Linked DNA regions of Mus musculus: region 2 is linked to region 1. The links are chromatin loops, found by intact Hi-C in ENCODE. Cell type or tissue: left cerebral cortex. All regions are shown on one strand. Each heading gives the region's core, and the rest is flanking DNA. Links, peaks and the distances in the headings are about the cores only.

Region 1 (8,352 bases), core at 270-8,269:
AGTGATTTGGGGGACCAGTAATGTTACCCAGTGGGTAAAAATATTTGCTGCATAAGCATGATGACCTAAGTTTGATCCCCAGAAGCTAATTAATGGTGAAAAAAGAAAAGATTTCAGGGACTTGTCTGCTGATCTCCACATGTGCTTTGTGGTAAATGTGACCCTAACAACCCTCCCTCTCTCTGTCTCTTTCTTGCTGTGTGTCTCTCTTTGTCTCTTCCTGTCTATCTGTCTCAGTATCTCTGTGTCTCTGTCTCTCACACACACAGATGCACATGCATGTACACACACACATACACACACCAAGCAAACAATAACAATCAAAAGCAAAACAGAAATCTAAATAGCACATACAGCTTATGTGTAAGCATATTTGTTCATGTGTGTGTGCATCTGTGCATGGAGGCCAGAGGTCCACACTGTACGTCTGCCTCTATCAAGTTCACCTTTCCTGCTTCTTCCAGCATGTTCTTCAGAGCATTGGCTGACCTGATTCCAGCCCCAGTTCCTAGAGGACTGCATAGCCAAGCTCCTCCCTCACCTTTTCCATTTAGTTTTCTAAGCTACCCCTCTCTAGAAGGCTCAGTGTACCTTTTGCTCTGTTTAGCTTTACCTAATTAACAAGTTGTTTCTGGAACATACTGTGATTTGAGGTATTTTGTATAAATTCTCATCCTGTAGGTCATTGCCTGCCCTTACTATATGATTATCAAATGCTGCTGAAGCAGGCTCTAACCCCAAGTGCCCTCATTCTTCTGTGTATCTCACTGTGCTTCACACACAGAGCATCAGTGAAAGACTACAGGCCAATATTGTGATTTTTTTATTACAAAAAGGAGAATAAGTACTCCTCTCTCGCTCTCTCCCTCTCCCCCCCTCTCTCTCTCTTTCTCTCTCTGTGTGTGTGTGTGTGTGTGTGTGTGTGTGTGTGTGTATGTTATGGTGATTTATTCAGGTAAACTATGAATGGCAGAAATAGTATGTTCCTCTCATTTATCAACACATCTCTTTTTATATCTATAACATATTCCTTCAGCACAGTGAAATATATAACCAATACCAAAGAGATCATTATTGCAAATTACATGCTTATGGAAAAAGGTCTTAAAGCATCATTTTAAATTCCAACAAATGGACATGCACATTGTTATGTAAAGCTTCATTTTCTATTATTGGAGTCTATTTGAGCTAAACAAATCTTTATTCTGACACTAGAACAATGGACGTTAGATTTCTCTGTGTCCACTCAGAAAGGATTAATGCCAATTTTTATTGACATCAAAATGAGAACTTTTCTAGGAAGTGATCAACTGTGTGTTTTAATTTTGTGGTTCCAGATGATAAATTCAAGACCTGTTTTTTTATACTTTTTGTGTGTGAAATTTTATGCCAAGGAGTATGCTCATTTAAACATAGATTGAAATTTAGACTATTAATTAGTTATTATTTCACCTTAAGCTCTAGGGTGTATACTAGTCACACTCTCTCCTCTATTCTGCTAGTGAAAATCAGAAAAATAGATCTCTGATAGAATACAGAGGGAATGTCCTCAATCTCAGAGTTTGCAGATAGAAGATGACAAATTTAGTGCAATGATAAACACAGACCAGTACTTTCAGGTGCTAAGAAGATTCCCAGAGGAGTTTCACAATTAAAGTGCATTGAATTAGTTTTGTCTGTCAACATTTTACTGTTCAGATGGTAAGTTCAAAACATTTTACCTCTCCTTAATCATCAGAGAAATGCAAATCAAAATAACCCTGAGATTCCATCTCACACCAGTCAGAATGGCTAAGATCAAAAATTCAGGTGACAGCAGATGCTGGCGAGGATGTGGAGAAAGAGGAACACTCCTCCATTGTTGGTGGGATTGCAAGCTTGTACAACCACTCTGGAAATCAGTCTGGTGATTCCTCAGAAAATTGGACATAGTACTACCGGAAGATCCCGCAATACCTCTCCTGGGCATATATCCAGAAGATGTCCCAACTGGTAAGAAGGACACATGCTCCACTATGTTCATAGCAGCCTTATTTATAATAGCCAGAAGCTGGAAAGAACCCAGATGCCCCTCAACAGAGGAATGGATACAAAAAATGTGGTACATTTACACAATGGAGTACTACTCAGCTATTAAAAAGAATGAATTTATGAAATTCCTAGGCAAATGGTTGGACCTGGAGGGCATCATCCTGAGTGAGGTAACACAATCACAAAAGAACTCAAATGATATGTACTCACTGATAAGTGGATATTAGCCCAGAAACTTAGTATAGCGAGATATAAGGTACAATTTGCAAAACACATGAAACTGAAGAAGGAAGACCAAAGTGTGGACACTTTGCCCCTTCTTAGAATTGGAAACAATCACCCATGGAAGGAGTTACAGAGACAAAGTTTGGAGCTGAGACAAAAGGATGGACCATGTATAGACTGCCATATTCAGGGATCCATCCCATAATTATCCTCCAAATGATGACACCATTGCATATACTAGCAAGATTTTGCTGAAAGGACCCAGATATAGCTGTCTCTGTGAGACTATGCCGGGGCCTAGCAAACACAGAAATGGATGATCACAGTCAGCTATTGGATGGATCACACAGCCCCCAATGGAGGAGCTAGAGAAACTACCCAAGGAGCTAAAGGGATCTGCAACCCTGTAGGTCAACATTATGAACTAACCAGTACCCCGGAGCTCTTGACTCTAGCTGCATATGTATCAAAAGATGGCCTAGTATGCCATCACTGGAAAGAGAGGCCCATTGGACAGGCAAACTTTATATGCCCCAGTACAGGGGAACGCCAGGGCCAAAAAATGGGAATGGGTGGGTAGGGGAGTGGGGGGGGGCAGGGTGGGGGGGACTTTTGGGATAGCATTGGAAATGTAATTGAGGAAAATACGTAATAAAAAAAAGTTTTACCTCATTTGCTAGGATTTTCTTCTAAGGCTAAGCTCAACCACCTAGCAATAGTACACACAAAGGACTCCACTGTAACATAGCTAAATTCATGCTGGCTGAACAGGAAGAAAAGCTGTGTGTAGGATCAGGAAAGTGTAGGATGGCCTGCCATCCCATAGCTATGAGGAAGCCTGTTTTGGAAAATTGTGAAATTCACTGTAGTGAGTTTTGTTAGATTCATAGACAGTCAGGTCTTTTACTACCTTCATTGGGCTTTCTCCCCAGTTCCATGCACTAGAGCGCCTGGTTACATACATAAACACACACATACCCACACAGGCACATACACATATTCACACACATAGGCATATATACATACAAACAGATACATGCTTGCATAAACACATACACTCACATAGGCACATAAACATGTACATACATACATACTCACACAGGCACATACACACACACACACATATATACAGGCACACATACACACTCACACAGGCACATACACACCTACACACATACATACACAGACACATTCACATACACACATGTATACACAGGCACGCACACACACTCACACAGACATGCACACACACACACTCACACAGGCACATACACATACTCTTACACACATATACACACAGGTATACGTACATATATACAAACACACACATGTGTGCATACACTCAAACAGGCATATGCATGCATACATACACACACTCACACAGGCATGCACAGACATCCACACTCACATCACAGCACTGAAAGGAAAGATGCCATTATCAATCAAATGCACCCATAAAAGCATCCTTGTGCTCATGCTCAGAGAACGTGTAAGAGCTGCACTGACTATGATGAACCACTTCCTATGCAGCTGCCTGAGCGTGGATGAAGGAGCTGTACGAACTCTGATTCCTCCACTATGAACAGCTATCTCTTGTTCTGACTTTTAAAGCAAGCCATTTGGCAGTAGACACTGCTCTAGAAATAACCTACCTCTTTTCTTCTCAGAAGACAGAAATATCTACTCAACTCCCAGATCATAGCAGAAAACTTGGAAATCAGCTAGATCACAAATCCCACTCAGCCATGACCAGTGAGTGCAATCTGTGCCATATCTTTCCTCAGAGAATGTCTTCCCTGAAAGGTGAAAGGTCATGCAGGAGGAACAGACACAAAAGTACCAAAATAATCACGGCCCTGGCATAGAAAACCTGGATGTAATTTAAGTGCCGAGACTACTACAAGCACACAGTGAGTCTGGAGAAGGGCATACAGAAAGGATATGAGGATTAATTACGCTCTTATGTTCGTGATTACTGGTACATAGGATATAACCAGATCCCAGGTCTGGAGTGAGACAGGGAGGATGTTTGGTGGGCTTAGAACAGACTCTTGTTTAACATCAGCAGCATTCTTAAAACAGGTCGTGATTGGCTTGCAGGGCCTGGGATAGAAAGTATGTAATGCTCTCTGACAACAGGGAGAAAGCTGAGGGACAGGTCCATCTTGGGAGAACACATTAAAAGCAGCCAGTTGATTCTGCTTCAGCTGATGTATGTGGTGTGTGTGTGTGTGTGTGTGTGTGTGTGTGTGTGTGTGTGTGTGTTGTAAGCAGTATTGAAAATCTGGCTTGAAAAGTTACTTTTTAAAGTGATAAAACCAGAGCCTGTTAAAATAAAATTGTAAAACTTAAAATGTGCAGTCTCTCTGCCTCACTAAAGCAACTAAGTGACAAATTAAGGTGATCTTTTGAGATCACCAACTGTTCCTTATAGTTCAGTATGTGTCACAGCCATATATACAGTCAAATGCTTTCTCCTTTAAGAAATAGGGCCTTAATAAATTTCCCATTTAAGCTTGTATATTTGCTCTAATAATATTGAAACTTTTCTATGTCAAGTATTGTATTTTCTATTTAAAATGTTACATAGTTTTTCAATATACCACACTAAACACTTAATGTCTGTTTTCAGCGGGCTCCTATAAATTAATAGGGGGAAAATTGACAGGGTGGTCTCTATTGTAGTATAAATAAACAGTGTATATATATATATATATATATATATATACATACATATATATATACATATATGTACATATATACACATACATATATGTATATATACATAAACACACACATACATACATTATATATATATATATGAGATATATTAGTTTTAATTCTAGGATTGAGTTTGTTAAGTTAGTACATACTTTACCTTAAACTTTCACATTGTTTAAAGCACTTTGTCTTTCCAAAAATATCTGTTTTTCTTACTAATGTGTATTCAGTTTCTGAAGGATATTTAAAAGTTTCACGCCCAGAAGCTTTATATACAAAGGCTAGTGTGGATATATTCTGATTAATGGTGGCTATCACTACATTGGTTTTTGTGTGCTTTATTTCAATAGCACAAAAAAAAATAGCAGTTGAGTAGTTTCCTTTACTAACTTTTTAATACAGGATGAACTGCTTTCTGACATATATTAGCCATTTATATATTTTTTCATTGTGATTTTTCATTTCTATGTATTATTTTTTTGTTGCTTGGAAAAAGTAATATGTGGATTATAGCTTTTTAGATAAGATACATTATTCTTGGCTGGTAAAATTTTACTGTTAAATTCTGTTCCTAGTGTCTTTTACTAATTTTCTTCAAGAGTTACTATTTAGGGCAGATTCTTCATTTAATCTTAGCCTAAAGGCTGAGAAGTGATAGGGCAGATACTTATAGCTGCTCATGGCTCTTACACCTGCTTTGAAGCAGATACATTTAAAATTTTACAAACACTTTCATTATTTACCTAAAAGTTTTTGTTTCCCTCTGTATACCTGTGAAAAATGGAAAAGCTATTCATATGCATGGTGTCTGAAATAATTAAAAACAATTTTTATACAGATTTAAAGTTAATTTATTATTTAGTAAACATTTTTCCTAACTAATTCATAGACTGTTCAAATTATTCCTAACCATCCACTTGAAATTTTACTTTTTATGCTAGTTTCATGAACTTATATTGCCTAGAAGTAGATGATTTTGTTCCAAAAATTATTTATCTATTCCATTTCAGGTTCATAGTATTGATTGGAAAGCTCTGAGTTCATAAGTGTCTTTACTAATATCGAAGTAGCCTATAAGTTTATGATCAAATTTCCAGGTAAGCATTTAAGTCTTTCCTTTGTTTAAGACATGATTGCATACACAGAGTGCTAGTGGGATTTGATAAGATGGATGAGCTGATTTTCTATAACCCACTGTTGTAGGGAACTGAATATTGATTGTGTTGGACAGTGGTTTGCACACTTTTTCCCATCTATTTTTGAAGTAATCCCTAAAAGTTCCTTTGTTTGCATTTTTCAACTTTGTGTGGTTAGTTGTGCTGTTGTTTATCAGCTTTGAATAATGTATTAGGATAGTGTTCCTGTTTCTGAGTAGACTCTTCCACAGTTTTCTGGTTCAATTATTAACATTATTTTTGAAAATCTGTCCTACTGTGTGGGGTTTGGCTACTCAGCTTTATGCTGCTGGGAAGTCGTGTTCCTCCAGCCACCTGCCTAGCAGCTCCTTGGATCTACGAATGAAACACACACACACACAAGCTTATTTTTAATATGCCAACTAGCTAAATGATGGATGGGCAGTTCTAATCCTGTACTACCACTCCAGGCCCAATTGGGGAAGTAGCCAGTGGCCATTCACCCAAATTCTTAAATGGCTTGTTGGCTCTCTCCTGCAGCTCTAAATCTGATCTGTCTCCCACTGCATCATGGTGATACTCTGTCTTCTTTTTCCCAGTTCCAAACCCGTGCAACTCTATCTCCCTCTGCCCAACCATTAGCTACTGGCATCATTCTTGGTTAATCAAAAACCAACTGGGGACAAGGACCCTTAGCTTTTGGACACGCATATTCCCTATCGAATCAAAGCAATAGGACTAGTCCCCAACACAGTCCAATCTGGTTCATTTATCTTGTGTCTAGCTACAATGACAAACTCTTTTCTCATTCTATTTAATTTGCGTCAGCTATCTACATCTGCAAAATATTTGTGGCCTTTTTATTGTCGACATGTTTAGCACCTATGTCCTTCTTGTTTGCCCCTTTGGGTAAAATCTCTTCAGTTAATATAATCTAAATGCCTGAAAGATAGTAATTTATTACAGTTTTGCAAAAACCCATCAAATATTAATCTTTAAGTTGAAGGAAAAGATTGTGTGCATTTGGTGTGTGGAACATGATATTTTTATGTATGTGTACATTGTCAAGTGACAAAATCCACCTATTTCATATATACATTACCTAACATGGATACCACATTTATGATGATAACACTTTCATCCACTCTCTTAATTTGTTCAAGAATATAATATATTTTAATGACAGTCACGATGTTTTCCAAGTTTTGAGATAGAAGATGAAGCAAATTGAGAGAGGGCATCTTTGACTCCCACTTTTGGTTAACTTGGTAATTTTTATTTCTTTATAATGCCATCTTTTCCATTTATTGAAATTGGGGAAAGAAAAGTTCAACAACATGGCACCCAATCTTACATGGGCTTCTCCAAATAGACCTCTGGAGAATCCAGTTGTTTTCATGTACAGCACTTTCCTGTAGCTATGATCATATATTTAATCTTTAAGCACATGAACACTGAGCTTCAAAAAATAACAAGAGAGGCAATGGTCTTATATTTTGTTGACTTGTTCAGTATGTCAACTTTTAAAGAAATATACTGTGTCGCTATGGAGATAATTAAGACAATTGTAGATAGACAATTCACTAACTGATTAGAACAGCAACCATGGAGCTAGAACAAACTTCAGAATATTCTTAACTAGTAAAGTCAAATGCAAGCCTACAGAAGTGGAAGTGCTCTTTCTGTTCAAGAGCAGCACACAATTGAAAACAGTAAGTCTTAGCTTGTTTTAGAAATTAGATAAAAACTACACTCACAGGACCTTGCAGTTCTAGAATTAGAGGCCACAGAGTCAAACTCCAAAGAGACAAGAGACCACAGAGTTAAAACGTTATACTCATAGACTCTGCCTCGAAGACCTAGGTTTGAATATGAATAATAATGACATTAAAGCCAATGATTGGTTGGTTGTTTTTTGTTTCAGGAAAAAGTATTTAATGTACCATAAAAATTTAAAGATATAATGCTATTTTATGAATATGAGTGTTTTATCGGTCAGCATGTTTTATACCATATGCCTGTGGATCCTAGGAAATCAACCTAAGTTTACTGGAAAGGCAGCAAACCCTCTTAGCAGCAGAAGCGGTTCTACTATATTATCACTGTCTCAATTTCTTTGACACCCAAATTAGATATAATTTTATCTATCCTATAGGCATATATAAAGATTATATCATACATTCATAGGCATGTCAAAACTCTTATATGTAATTTTCATAATAATACCCCAAATACATAT
Region 2 (8,352 bases), core at 256-8,255, 65 kb before region 1:
TTCCTTCTGCTGTCTCAGGTCCTGCACAATTGGATTGGAACAGATGTTGTGTTCCACTCACCAGTGATCCTAAGAGCTCGTGGAGAGTCCTCTGGGGACTGTGGGGGTGTCAGCCAATTCAGTGCCCAAGGTGACCTGGTGCTGGTGCAGACTGGAAGGGTGGTCTCTCTCTCATTTACCTTCTCCCTTTCTCCCAGCTTTTCTACAATAAAGCTCTAAAACCATAGACAGTCTCTGCTCATCAAGCCCTGCTGTGCAGATTCTTGTCTGTGTGGGAACCTCTCTCCCTCAGCCCTCTCTCCCATAACCCCAATTGCTCAGGGGCCCCCTGTTTTGGGGGCTGCCCCTTGTCTACTCCCCTTCCCCCATCAAGTGGGGTCAGTGGCTTAGATGTCCACCCGGGGCTTACTGGAAAGCATCTGGCAGCCCTCCCATGTCCACCTGCCCAGAGCACAGGAGGAACTCTGGCCAGATGTGGGCTATCCTCTCTCCCCCTCTTTCCTCCTACCACTTTTAGTTCCCATAAGAAGTAATAATAAAAATTGTAGATATTAATAATATACTAATATGAGTATACACTATAAAGCTTAGATTATTCTATGCTGGTATCAGAATGGTTATATCTGGTCAAATAATATCTTAAATGATTGGAAAATTGTTTAAACAAATGTGAGATAGGGAGTAAAAATATAAGGTCATTTTGAAATAATGTAAAATTTCTATTTTGTTTTATAAATTTATCTTATACTCATGAAAAGACTTCATCATAAAATGTTTTACAAATGACCTTTTGATTTGAGGAAAATAAAAAAGGAATGATATTATTTTTATAAATAAGAGTAGTAATTAAGTTGTCAGATGCCAGTGTAACCTCAGGGCAAAATCTGTCACATATGTGACTTTCTGAATTAAATAGTTAAGTGTGAGAACTATATTACTCATACCAAAACATTCAGCTGATTTTCTGTCTTCCTAAAATGCCAATTATTGCTCAGTTCTTTTCATAGATTATGAATGTTTTGTACTTCTATTTTTAAAACTTTCTTCATTAAAATTCTAGCAGTTACAATTCTAATTGAGAATTTAACTTGAAGCTCACCACTGACCACAGGAATGGCTTGGTCAAAGGCCACAGAGGTAAACATCATCTGGAAGTCCTTTAGGTGTTATTTTGGCTTCCATACAATAGAATGAAAGTCAGTCAAGGTTAAAGAAAATTCTTCAGGAACACAAGGATATCAAGGCCTTTTCAATCATCTGCTGGAGTTATTAGATGGTTAAATTTTAGAGAAAGTGCACCATTTATAATATAAAATCTGGTCTTCATTAGCCAAGGAGAAACAGGATAAAAATTAGACCTAATATACATTTGATGGGATGAATCCTCTTGCCAATTGCTAGAGGTATAAATATTGGTATGTGGAAGATTAAACTATTATGATGGTTGGGATTGGTTACAGTAGAAATAGAAAGAAGTCAATGAACCAAATAAAATCATACTTGAGGGCAGTGGTTTCTTTATCCCATGGTACGTTGAGAATGATGGCAGAGGTTACCACTTTTGAATTTGGCCTTGCGAAATGTGTTCACTTTTCATGTTTTATTTTTACAGTGAAAAAAGTATTAAATGGAAGATTTCTGAATTTTTTTTTTTTTTTTGCCCCAGGCTTCAGGAAAACTATTATGTCTGCACTTGATCAGTAAGTACTCCATGGTCACCACCCATCCTATGCCTTGGCCTTACTTATAGAGCCCAGGTCACAAGACTTAATTGTTTTTGTGGTTATTGATGCAGCTGTTGATATTTTGGTTTCTGATTTGTTTTGTTTTGTTTTGTGGCAAATCTTTATGTTCTACTTTTTTTTATTTTTATTTGTATTTTAAAATTACCCTAACAATTTTCCATAAATATTTGTATTTTGTAAGCAAGATACAAGGCATCCAAAAATTATTTTACTGCTTTTTCTGCCCAAAGCTTTGTCAGGAAACAGACTAAAACAATTGAGTCCTAGATGTTTGTAAGTGTCATCTAATTAAGAACAAAATTTAGGCCACACAGGGAAAATTTCCAGGTATCTTAACTAACCCTAATTTGTAACTTGGATTGCTTTTTTTTTTTTTTTTTCAACATAGCATACCTCTTTTAGGAACTCACACAGTAAAGTTAAAAGTAGGACAATACTCAGTCAAATGAAAGGCACTTCAAGAGTTGAGAGGCTTAATGCAGCTAAATGTCAACTAGGGAATACTTAGGCCCCCCAAAGAGCTAAGCTTAATATCTGATTTAAGCCAGGCTATTTCAAAGTGAGAAGAGAAGTTTAAAATGATTTAATTTATAATTTCCCACTTTGTCACTGTTGTAACACCAGTTATATGAAAGGTTAATTTAAGCAACACGAACATTATAACTACATGATTTTACTTTATACTAAAGTATACTAGAAAATGTTGTAAGATGAATATCAAATCTATGATCTTATAAGTTGTATTTCTCAGGAGATAACTAAATAAAAATAATAATATTAACTCCTTTAGAAAAAAAATGTAAAAATCATGCAACTGTAGCCTACATTTTGAGGATATTTTATACATGATAAGATAGTCCAGTTTCATCATTTGACATATAAGAAAATGTCAAATATCAAAATAGTTTCTTTCTCTATTGCCCAGCTTGCCTTCTTCCTGATTTGGGAATGGTCTCAACACTGTTAGCCATGCTATCTATTAAGGCTTATCATCTGCAATCTGCTCTCATTCTTATCTGTCCACACTCCCTGTGTTAAATAAACCCTCTGAACTTCACCAGCCCTCTTCTTAAGCTCTCACAATCTATTCTTACACTGTTCTTTCGTTGTTCTTTTAAAAACACAGACATGATCTTGGCATTTATTTACTTAATACAGTTTCCTGAATTATATTTCCTGGCTGCCATACTCAAATTGGAAAAATAAATTTGCTTGGTAAAACGTTGCCTACACAATGATGTGGCCCCCAAAATAAAAAGAAACTGTGAGGAATGGTGCAGGGTTCTGAGCTGGGAACACTAGGCTATCACCACTGAAGCAAGAGGGAGAACGAATAATGTACTATTGGAAATCAGACACAGCAGTCATCGTATACTGGGGGTGGGGGATCTACCTATAGACTTATCAGACTATAAATATCTAACCTTCCTCTCTCTGGCCTCCCCTCAAATGCCATCAATTAACCCCTCACAATGTAATTGCAGGTGACAGGCATTCCTTAGTGAAATCTACAGGGGTTGGTCTCTAGATAAAAAACAAAACAAAACAAAAAACAAAACCCAAAAAAGACAAAATAACAACAAATCTACCCCATTTGGGACTGGAAAGTAGACCTCTTAGAAGAAACAGAAGATAGTATTTCTTCTTTCCTTCTAAAAATCATATTAAATTGAATTCTCTTTAGTAGGTGTTCAAACCCTTTAATGCCTCTACCACATACATTTTAAAGAGTAATTTATTCAGTTACCTTCCCACATGCTACAACCTGTTGTGCCATTTTGGATCCCACAACTTTCTATATTTTCTTGTCTTCTTTTTTAACTCAACAAGATTTTATCTTCCTTCAGAGCTGAACACAAATGTTACCTCCTCTTTATAGCCCTCTTCATGCATGCAATTGGATTGCCAGCTCCCAAGATTGTACCATTATGAAGACTCGCCTTTGGTACCCCCCCACACACACTTCTCTCCTTAAATTGGGTAGAAGACAAGAACATTTTATAAGCTGGGAGAACATGTTTTCTTTCTTTAGGGACATTTATATTACATCTTTTCTTCCATTGTACAAGAAAGAAAGCTAAAGTTAGAATTAAGGAACAGAATGCTTAACTATCTCTTTAAATAGGGAGAAGCAAAGAGAAAGGGGGAACTAAAAGAGTTCATTTATAGCCCAATCATGTTTTCCTAAACCCTGTTCTCCATTGGAAAGCTAAGTTTGAATAGGCTTATTTGAGAATGACCAAGACAGGCACAGATGCCAGAGGTTTGTCAGGTTTTCCCCCCATGACTTCAGAATGTGGAAATGGCCTTTGTTTCTTATGAGTGAATGCAATTGTGAACTGTTCAAGAGAGAAAAGGTTTCCCAAGAATTATAACCGTGCCCATTGTACCTGTGGCATTCTGGTGGCTAAGGATAACTCATTCATGGGACCTGCACAGACTCACATGAGACTATAGCTACCAAAGGTACTGAATGACTTGAGGCAGAGAATAAGTGAGTTTTTGGTTTTGCTCAGAATAAATATTTATTTCTGGGTCCAGGTTAGGCCTATCTGGTAATCTCAGGCTTGAATGTCAGCTGAATTTCTTCATTCAAAAATTCACATTAGGATACAAAGTGTTTGTGCTGGGAACAGGTATGGCAAAGAAAGTTTAATATAACAGGGATAGATATTTATTTTATAACCTGTGCCACTTATGCAAGAATCTCAAAGAACTGTCAGTATCATTAGTGGGCTAACTACAAACATAGCTGGTCCAGGGAAGGGGTTCCTGAGTGTTCCTGCTTCTTTGGTTATATGAAATGTAAACTGACAGAATTCTCTTCTTGGATTTGGACCTATATTCTATCATTACATTCAACAGCATCAAACAAGTCCTCTTAATGGTAGAGCATCTCTCCAGCCCTGAGAACTTTCAATGAATACTTCTGCATTTGAGTTATGAGATTCGTCTAAGATCACATTCCTACCCAGCAGTTCTTCTGTTGTTGCACATGGTGTTATATGCTGAATGTTTCAAGCCCTCTAATTTACATGCTGAAGCTGTTGCCTTTAAAAAAGAGGGGATTGGGAAATAATTAGGCTTATGTGAGGTCCTTATAATGGAACCTCCTTAAATTAAGTGATTAGGACCTTCTTAGAAGAAGAAGAGATACTTGACTTTCTAATACCAGCCATCTGAGGACACAGGGCATTGGCAGCCATCTTCGAGGAAGACAGAATGGTCTCATGGGAATCTACTGCACTTTGATCTGGGATAATAAGCTTTACGTTTTAGCTAATTAAAATCCTGTAAAATTTTTAGAAATATTTCATATCTAAACTTTTTAACAACTTTCATAGATTTATTTATTTTCACCTATAAATAAATGAGATAAGTTTACTTTCAAATTTTCTTTGTTTATTAAATTTGCACAGTATTTCTGAGTTATGTGCTCTGAGATAACTATTATTAGATTTTTACCAGATTTTCCCAAGTAAAGGTGATACAGTCTAAAATAGAAAAAGAGTGGGTATTATCTGGCTATAGCTAAAGAAAGAGCCAATAACCTATTACATACTTGTGCCTTTTTATCTTGATCTATTGCTACAAATTTGATACTGGTATCTATTTTCTCTTATTGTGAACCACTTTTTAATTATTTCAGGAGACAATTCTCTCCTACCAGCATGTAACTGGGCATCAAATTCAAGTTATCAAGTTTCTGGGGCAAATAATTTTACCTGCTGAGACAGCTCTGCTGTACAAACTATTATTGAAGTCCTGGTGACTACTATCTTGACCAATCCCACTACCATTGGACCTTGGCTGCTCTGTGTGGAAAGTGTATGTCTCAGTCAGGGTTTCTATTCCTGCACAAACATCATGACCAAGAAACAAGTTGGGGAGGGAAGGGTTTATTCAGCTTACACTTACATACTGCTGTTCATCACCAAAGAAAGTCAGGACTGGAACTCAGGTAGGTCAGAAAGCAGGAGCTGATGCAGAGGCCATGGAGGGATGTTTCTTATTGGCTTGCTCAGCTTGCTTTCTCAGAGAACAGAGGACTATCAGCCCAGGGGTGGCACCACCCACAATAGGCCCTGCCCGTTGATCACTAATTGAGAAAATGCCTTACAGCTGGATCTCATGGAGGCATTTCCTCAAGGGAGGCTCCTTTCTCTGTGATAACTCCAGCTGTGTCAAGTTGACACAGAAAACCAGTCAGTATAGTATATATGTTATTGGCATGTCCCAAATCTCACCCATATGTGATTTGACCAGATATAGGAGAGTGACTCAAGATGGTAATCACAAGGTTTTAATTTGGAAAGTTTACTTTGTCCCAGAAGAGAAAGATGTCATCTCTTTATATGTTTGGGGGAAAAACAAATAAATAGCATTCATCTTCTACTGCATAGAGGAGAGAAGAAATATACCTGGAGAGAGAATCACAAAGCTGGAAAGCACAAAGAGGCAGGGCTGAAAGGTAATGAGAAGTTCTACTTGGTCCAGTATTGTTGATACTCCACCTCATTTATTTTTATCCTTGAGCTCCAGCAAACACCCTGGATCTTGCATTAATTCTACATTTTGATTAAGATAGCTAGTTCTGTTTTTTTCCCCTGCAATCAAAATGTTAAGTAGATACTACAAAGTTCATAGAAACCATAACAAACTCCAGGAAATGAAATCTCTAACAGGAACTTGACCATTTTCCTACCCTCAGCATTGTCTGAGTACAGAGTCTTCATATTGTATTTTAAAAGAAATTAATTAAAATTTTCTTTCAAGTTACTGAAGGGTCTCTTGTGCCACAGGTTCGCCTTATAAATTTAATAAAAATCTTAAATCAAGGTTTACCTGTAGAGGGTGATATTTTCTTGTTCAAATTAATTTTTGTGTACACTAGATTTTGGCACTACTTTCAAGTAAGCCATTGTTATTTTACCTAATCATTTTTTTTTTTTTTGGTCAAGATATTTCAGATGACTTTAGGGAAAAAAAAAAAACAAAAACTTGTGAAATTTTATAGGAATATCTTTGGACCTAGGATTTTATTTTACTTTTTGTGGTAGTGGTGGTATCATGTAATAAAGCGTAAGCAATTATCTTTTATCACATGTTGGGTACCATTTATGCATGCAATGTTATGTGCTAGAACATAAATACATGGACTATAATGTGGAAATAGTTGTTATGAAAAATTTAATGAGTTCTATAACAGAACGGTAGAGGACAGTGTCTTGAGTGACTAATATTGACAGGATGAAAGACCATATTGGCATGATACCAAAACCAATTAGTATTGAGTAGCTTATCTCTGCCACTAGTCCAAACCTGCCATGTGGGCAAGGATGACTGGACAAGGAGCTTAAGGGTGTAGTTGGCCTTGGCTCTCCAGCTCTAAGACTGCACAGACTCTCTGCCATACTGGGGTTTTTAATGTGTGTTCTGGGAATCAAGCTTAGGCACCCAAGCTTGTGTGGCAAACATGCTCTGTAAGTTGATACCTAAATTTTTTATTTTTACAAGTGTAATATATAAAATATTAGATATTATAGAGGTTTCTTTTTAATCTAATTTAATTTATAATTTATTTTTTTACACTCCATATTCCATTCCCTGCCCCCATCCACCCTCTATCTGCTCCACATCCCATACCTCCTCCCTACCCCACCCTGTCTCCATATGGATACCCCTACCTCCCACCCCACCTGACCTCTAAACTCCCTGGGTCTCCAGTCTCTTGAAGGTTAGATGCATCATCTCTGAGTGAATACAGACCCAGCATTCCTCTACTGTATGTGTGTTTGGGGCCCTCATATCAGCTGGTGTATGCTGCCTGGTTGGTGGTCCAGTGTTTGAGATCTCAAGGGTCCAGATTATTTGAGACTGCTGGTCTTCCTACAGGATCACCCTTCTCCTCAGCTTCTTTCAGCCTTCCCTAATTCAACAACAGGAGTCAGCAGCTTCTGCCCATTGGTTGGGTTCAAATATTTGCATCTGACTCTTTCAGCTGCTTGTTGGGTCTTCCAGAGGGCTGTCATGAGAAGTCCCTTTTTGTGAGCACTCCATAGCCTCAGTAATAGTGTCAGGTCTTGGGGCCTCCCCTTGAGCTGAATCCCACTTTGGGCCTGTCACTGGACCTTCTTTTCTTTTGGCTTCTCTCCATTTCCATCCCTGTAATTCTTTCAGACAGGAACAATTATGGGTCAGAGATGTAGAGGTTTCTTAATAATTTCATGAGGACTTGGAGTCATGTCTAAATTGTTAAGGTGCCTGTCATGCCAACATGAATATCTGAGTTCAGGTTCCTAATACCCACATAAAATATGGATAGAACATAGATGGATTCCTAGTGCTTGTTGGATAGCCAGCCTATCTGAATTGATGAGACACTACCGTGAGAGATCTTGTCACAAAAATTAGGTGTTGTGGAACAAGCCTTAAATAAAATCAGAAAATGGGCCTATTCATCCAAGGATCATATCTTAATTGGATGTTAGTTATTGTAATTCAAATGGATCATGGGTAGTCAGAGCTATTGAATATTTTTATTCCCTATTAGTGTTGTGAATAGCATCTTCACCTATTATGAAAACAAGCCAGTAAGAATGAATCT

The links. A loop is a pair of places that touch in the nucleus more often than their neighbours do. Peaks named below come from ENCODE experiments on the same cell type or tissue, not always from the same donor. Only the 100,000 strongest peaks of a DNase experiment are listed, where the experiment ranks them.
Region 2: a loop joins it to region 1, with 8 times the contacts of the local background. A loop is called at or near these places in 2 of 42 quality-filtered maps.

The regions. Positions count from the first base shown.
Region 1 is chr2:16,158,984-16,167,335 of GRCm38, reverse strand. The region is part of intron 35 of Malrd1 (MAM and LDL receptor class A domain containing 1); the gene reads right to left. Among named protein-coding and RNA genes, the nearest start is that of Gm37416, 140 kb to the right of the region's middle. In left cerebral cortex, for the core only: no CTCF peak of the experiment used is centred there; DNase peaks (open chromatin) are centred at 3,076 and 3,916; H3K27ac peaks cover 905 bases.
Region 2 is chr2:16,223,882-16,232,233 of GRCm38, reverse strand. The region is part of intron 37 of Malrd1 (MAM and LDL receptor class A domain containing 1); the gene reads right to left. Among named protein-coding and RNA genes, the nearest start is that of Plxdc2, 130 kb to the left of the region's middle. In left cerebral cortex, for the core only: no CTCF peak of the experiment used is centred there; DNase peaks (open chromatin) are centred at 2,863, 3,026, 3,575 and 4,002; H3K27ac peaks cover 855 bases.